Linked DNA regions of Homo sapiens: region 2 is linked to region 1. The links are chromatin contacts, found by Hi-C or POLR2A ChIA-PET in ENCODE. All regions are on one chromosome and are shown on one strand. Each heading gives the region's core, a stretch centred on a gene start or an enhancer-like site at or near the end of the contact. The rest is flanking DNA. Distances are from core to core; before and after follow the strand shown.

Region 1 (2,728 bases), core at 1-2,500:
CAGCTCCCCTTCACCTTCTGCTATGACTGGAAGCAGCCTGAGGTCCTCACCAGAAGCAGATGCCCAATCTTGAACTTTCCAGCCACCAGAATTGTGAGCCAAATAAACCTTTTTTTCTTTATAAGTTACCCAGCCTCAGATATGACTTTATAGCAACAGAAAATAGACTAAGACACTCTTTCTGCACATTTGCCATAGATGTAAGCTGCAGGAAGATGAGGAGTTTTGTCTCTATTGTAGACTGCTTTATTCCTAGCACCCCAAAATAGTGCCTGCCACAGAGTAGGAGCTCAATTTACGTTTGTTGAATGACTGAGAGAACTGACTCTCAGGGCATCTACTAGACTGAGTGTCCCCGCCAGGGCAGGAACAGGGCAGCTTTATCAGTCCGGAGCCAGGCTTGGGGAAAACACTCAGTAAATGCTTGGGAAATTGAATCACTTTTTGGTCCAGCAGTGAAATTTCCTGTGACTCAGTAAATCACTTTAACTAATGAAGGAATAACAATCCCAGAGGAGCAGAAGTTTCAACTATGCAGATTATTTCTGAGATTTAAAAAGTGACTCTTCAAAGAAATAAGTCCCTGGAGGCTGTTGGCTCTCTATAAAGGCTGACTTTCCACTCTCTTAAGTAGCTCATTTTGGCCCCGAGACAAGATTCAGTTGGTGGTTTTTAATAAATAACGTTTTTGTATTACAAAAGTAAAATTTAGAAAATTTACAGAAGAAGGAATTACGAAAAAACAACTCATTAGCCACAGACAACCAGATAATTCGTAATATGCCATTGTATTAATATTTCTTTCTGGTCATTTTTGATATGTCTGTTTTTATGTGATGCTAAACAAATTCAAATGCAATTGCATTGCTGCTTCAGTGAAACAAACATCCATTTCTAAAACGTTCTCCAGTTTCCATGTAGCTTAAATGCTCCAGAGGCGGCTAGTTGGTGGGGGCTGGGGAGTCTAGATGCGTCTAGAGGGAGAGGGGACAGGACGGGCTCAGAGTGGGGGCCTGGGGTGGGAGGGACACATCCACTGAGAGGGACAAGGGGACAGCTCGTTCCGGGCAAGGTCGTTCTTGACTCCCAGGACCCAAATGCCCATGTGGACAGTGCTTTAGAGACCGAGTGCAAAAGGAGGACAAAGCTGGCCACCATAAACCCATTTCCTGGCCTCGGCTCCCAGTTCATCTGCAACTTGCACTTTTCCAATTACAAGCCCCTCTGCAGCCTGGGTGGGAAAGCGCACCGCTCCCACTGAGGGAGCAGGCTCCGAGCCGGCGGGGCTGGGGACGATGCCGCAGTGGGTATTTTGAAGGGGAAATGATACATCCCGATGGCCTGAATGCAGTGAGGCCGATTCGGCTTTGTGGTGGCCGCTGATGTCATTTCAGAGAAAGAGCTAAAGGGTTGTTTTGTTTTTCAGGCTGTCTCTGAAATTGTCTCTCTCTCTCTCCTTTTTTTTTTTAATAAAAAAACTTCTGATTTTATCTGAAAACGGATGTTCCAAACCCCAAACCACCAACCCGGGCTTGCTCGAAGGCCCCTTCCCTGGTCGGTGCTGGCGCCGGGTGCTGGGTGCAGACTGGGAAAGGCCGGGTCGCTTGGTTCAGTCCACCACAGAGCTCCCAAACCTCGTTCGTGCCGGCCTGTTGTGGGGCCCAGGAGCTGGGCAGAGGGCGGGAAGACCGGCGAGGGGCTGGCAGGGAGACGTCTGTGGAGGGGGTTCAGCTCGTAGAAGGCAGCCATCGTTATCCAAGAATGCCACTGCGTGTGCTCCAAAATTCTGTCTTCCGAGGGCGCGTGGGAGGCTCACCCTTGGCTGACACGCTGGGAACTCAGCGGATGATGTCGTCTGGGCTGGCACCCACAGTCCCGATAAACAGGAGAGAGGGAGGGAGAGATGGGAGAAGGGCCCGCCTCCTGCCCGATGGGGCACGAGGGGTTAACCGCAGGCCATCTCCAGCCTGGAAGTCCCCTGGACTCTCCTCTGATCCACCCAGTCCTCCAACTGGGGGGTGCGTATTCAGAAAGGACCCTCATTGCCCCTTTAGCACATTTCCGTTGCCCTCCAAGTCCTCACGCGTTGCTGTCTGCTGGTTGGGTAGACTGTGGTCGGCCACTAATTGGTAGGGAAACGTAATTCTGCATTGCCGGTTATCGAGGCCTTACTACGTGGCCAAGTTCAACACTGCTGGCTTTCTATGTGCCATCTCCGTTAATTCACACATCCACGGTGTGGCATGATCCATTTTCCAGATGAAGAAACTAAGACTCAGAGCTTCAGGTCACCCAGCCGGGAAGCAAGTGAGCTGGGATTCCAGCTGCCTCTGCTGGGCTTCTTTTTTCCCATTGCCTTCAGGGAAGGGTGACTGTCGTGGGTTAAATGTTTCCCCCCAAAAAGACTTGCTCACATCTGAACCCCCGGTACCCACGAATGTAACCCTATTTGGAAAAAGGGCCTTTGCAGATGTCATGAAGTTAAGATGAGGTCATCCTGGATTGACAGTGGGCCCTAAGTTCAGTGCCAAGTATCCTTATGACAGTCAGAGAAGATGACGCAGACACGGGACAGAGCAGGCCGTGGGGAGACAGAGGCAGAGGCTGGAGTGACACAGCTACCAGCCAAAGAGCACCAAGGTTGGCTGGAGCCCCCAGCAGCGGGACAGAGGCGCAGAACATATGACCACAGGAGCACCTGGAAAGGACCAAACCCAGCAACAGTTGA
Region 2 (2,700 bases), core at 89-2,588, 140 kb after region 1:
CGTTTGGTTCCGTGGAGATGCCATTTTCTGAGGTGGGAAAGGTCAGGGGTGGACCAGGTTACCAGGTACAATCGGAATCTGCAGAGACTGGGGCCCCAGGGGTGCTGATGCGGTCGCCACAGGGCAGTGCACATTCTTCACCTTCCATAGCCAAGATCTTTACTTTTGACCCAGTTCTTGGCATCAAACATCCACCCACGTGCACAGGCCCCATGAAGGCAATCACCACATTTTACCGTATGGTTTGTCTTTTCAGAAAATTTCTGAACATTTCCCTGAATGAGACTGAAATCCATTTTTCCAGATCTTTAGGGGCAGTCAATTAATGCATAAGGTCAAAGTACTAATCATCTATTCATAGACAATTATATCACCAGGCCTCCAAAGGCATGAAGTGAACAGACGAGCCAGTGATACAGAATTCAAATTCTCCCATTCCCATTGGAACCCTGTCAGGGAGGAGTGGTGGTCACAGGCAGCACCCGGGGCTTGTGGGACATTGCTGTGTAAACCTCCACCCAACAACAGCCACCCAGCTGCCCACACGGTCCCCAGCATGGAGCGGACACCTCCTTTGTTTACAAGTTGACACATCTGGAATATACCCAAAGCATGCACCAGAGATAGCCATTCATTTATCTGCACTGCCTGTTTTCAATAGTCAGATTCTCACGAACAAACCTCGTTCACCCACACCAAAAATAACATGAACGGTTTAGAGGAATGCAGGCCCTATTAGGTGCTGCACAGCGTTTCATGCAAGCCATCACAGAGGGCCAAACCAGGACCCTTCTTAGGTGATTTTATGAACAAGGCCGAATATTGACCCTGAGAGCTTCCCACGGGCTTTACGATGAAGATCAGCAGAGTCCAGCCAAGAGCATTTTCACAGACAGATTCGTTTGTGATCAGAGACGCCCTCGTCATGGCTTTCTGCTCTTGGTGATTAAACCAAAGAGAACAGAGACATTTAACTAGACATGAACTGGAAATAGATTCTGGCTCAAAACCCACAGAGAGAAGAGAAAAACACAGCAGATTGGTGGACAGAGGTTGAAGTGCCTCACTCCACTTGATTTGACAGTTGCCTTTAGGTTATTCTACCAGCCAGGTTGGACTAGGTTTGCCACAAACACACAACCCTCTTTTGTGTGACCTTGATCTTGTTTTTCTACTATGCTTCTGCAGAGAGCTGTAACCCCACCAGCATTCAAACATTGCCAGGCGCCATGGCAGAGACAAAAGAAGTCGTGGTAAATTGCACCCCGGACATAAAGCCTCCAGCCTGAGAGATATCACTTCTCCACACATTTATTGTCTTAACCTCAAAGCCACAGAGAAATTCTACCTGGGCCCGGACATTGGCAATAACCCTGATGGTTACGGCGGTGACTCATATTTTCTTTGGCTGCCCAGATGCACACAGGCTGGTGGCTATTTTCAAGGCTGCATTATAATTATTTTATAATCGTCGTGATCAGTCCTAATAACACATATTTAGTGAGTAGTTCCCAGGTGCAGGACACCTTGCCCCATGCCTTCTTTCCATGAATTCATTCTTTAATTCATTCATTCAACAATTGTATACGGGGTGCCTACTGCGTGTGGAGCGTTATGCTGAGCAACTCACAACCACGCTTCTTCTTTGGAACCACCCTGTGAGACGGTGTGTGAGTCAGGATTTGCAGTTGCAATAACAGAATCCACTTGAGGAAGCTGACGCAGAAAAGAGAATTTATTCAGGAGTTCCTCTCACATAGTCTGTGGGACGTGTGGAAACCAGGAGCAATGCCTAGATCCCACTGGAGTGCGCTCCAGCAAAGACGTCACGGCTGAGGCCTCTGGCAGGTGGCATCACAGCGCTATGATCAGCCGTGGCAGTCTTGACAGAACCCACAGAACCAGATCCCTCCAGCACCACCCTCGCCTGAGCCTGCACCCACGCTGCCTCCTCCTGAACTAGGGCATGACATGCTCCTGCCTTCCTGCAAGGGGCATTGGGAAACTTACCTTGGAAGCAGGAGGCAAAGGGACACGCTGTTTACCTGCTGCTGGGAAGCCTAAACAAGGCAGGTGCTCAAGACAGGAAGTCTGCTCTGTGGACAACACAACTGAGCCTCAGGGAGCTTTAAAACAAACCAACGAAACCACCAACCATCCCCACCCACCGGGTTCCCCAGCTAGAAGGGGTGCAGCAGGCGAAGTCCAGCCTGTCCCATTCCCAGCTGATGCCAAGCGGCACAAGGGTTCAGATGAACGTGACGTCAGGTCATCCTGCATGTGAGCGTCACGGAGGGCTCAGATGAATGTGGCCTCAGGTCATCCTGCCTGTGGCACACATCCCGGTGGGGATTTTCACAGCAGGTAATTAGATGTGTGTCTAGACGACCATTTCCTCCACTGTCGTTGCGACATCATGGGTTCTCCAATCAACAAGTACAAGGAGCAGAGAGCAGAGAGCCTGGCTGGAAGATGACACCTTCCTCCTCGGCTCTTCTCAGCCTTCGACCCTCAGGTCCCACGTTCCCCAGCTCCCTGGCCAGTCTCCCGGGCTCCACCCGCCCCTCCCTCACTCTCAGGAGAACTGAGCTGCTGCCGTGGACAGGAGGGAGGTGCTAGGGTGGGAGGGTCTTGCTCTCAGGTCTGTGCCTGGACTGCCTGGATTTCTGGCCTCACTCCCACCACACTAATAAGTGAGGA

What was found. A loop is a pair of places that touch in the nucleus more often than their neighbours do. ChIA-PET counts read pairs that join two places held with the same protein, here RNA polymerase II (POLR2A). Pooled maps may share reads with other maps.
Region 2: a map of endothelial cell of umbilical vein shows a loop between it and region 1 (5-fold over the local background). The contact joins two enhancer-like sites. A Hi-C loop is called at or near these places in 1 of 168 maps with a recorded cell type or tissue (endothelial cell of umbilical vein) and 1 of 50 pooled maps. POLR2A ChIA-PET finds 5 or more read pairs at or near these places in 2 of 52 experiments (Panc1 and common myeloid progenitor, CD34-positive).

Annotation. Positions count from the first base shown.
Region 1 is chr16:86,679,866-86,682,593 of GRCh38, forward strand. No RefSeq gene overlaps it. Among named protein-coding and RNA genes, the nearest start is that of LINC02189, 41 kb to the right of the region's middle. Within about 2 kb of position 1,251, at least 8 of the 41 ENCODE cell types and tissues checked have a DNase peak (open chromatin) inside an H3K27ac peak, as active enhancers do; they include endothelial cell of umbilical vein, where a contact is called at or near this core.
Region 2 is chr16:86,822,698-86,825,397 of GRCh38, forward strand. No RefSeq gene overlaps it. Among named protein-coding and RNA genes, the nearest start is that of LINC02188, 100 kb to the left of the region's middle. RefSeq lists an enhancer at 1,451-2,099. Within about 2 kb of position 1,339, at least 4 of the 41 ENCODE cell types and tissues checked have a DNase peak (open chromatin) inside an H3K27ac peak, as active enhancers do; they include endothelial cell of umbilical vein, where a contact is called at or near this core.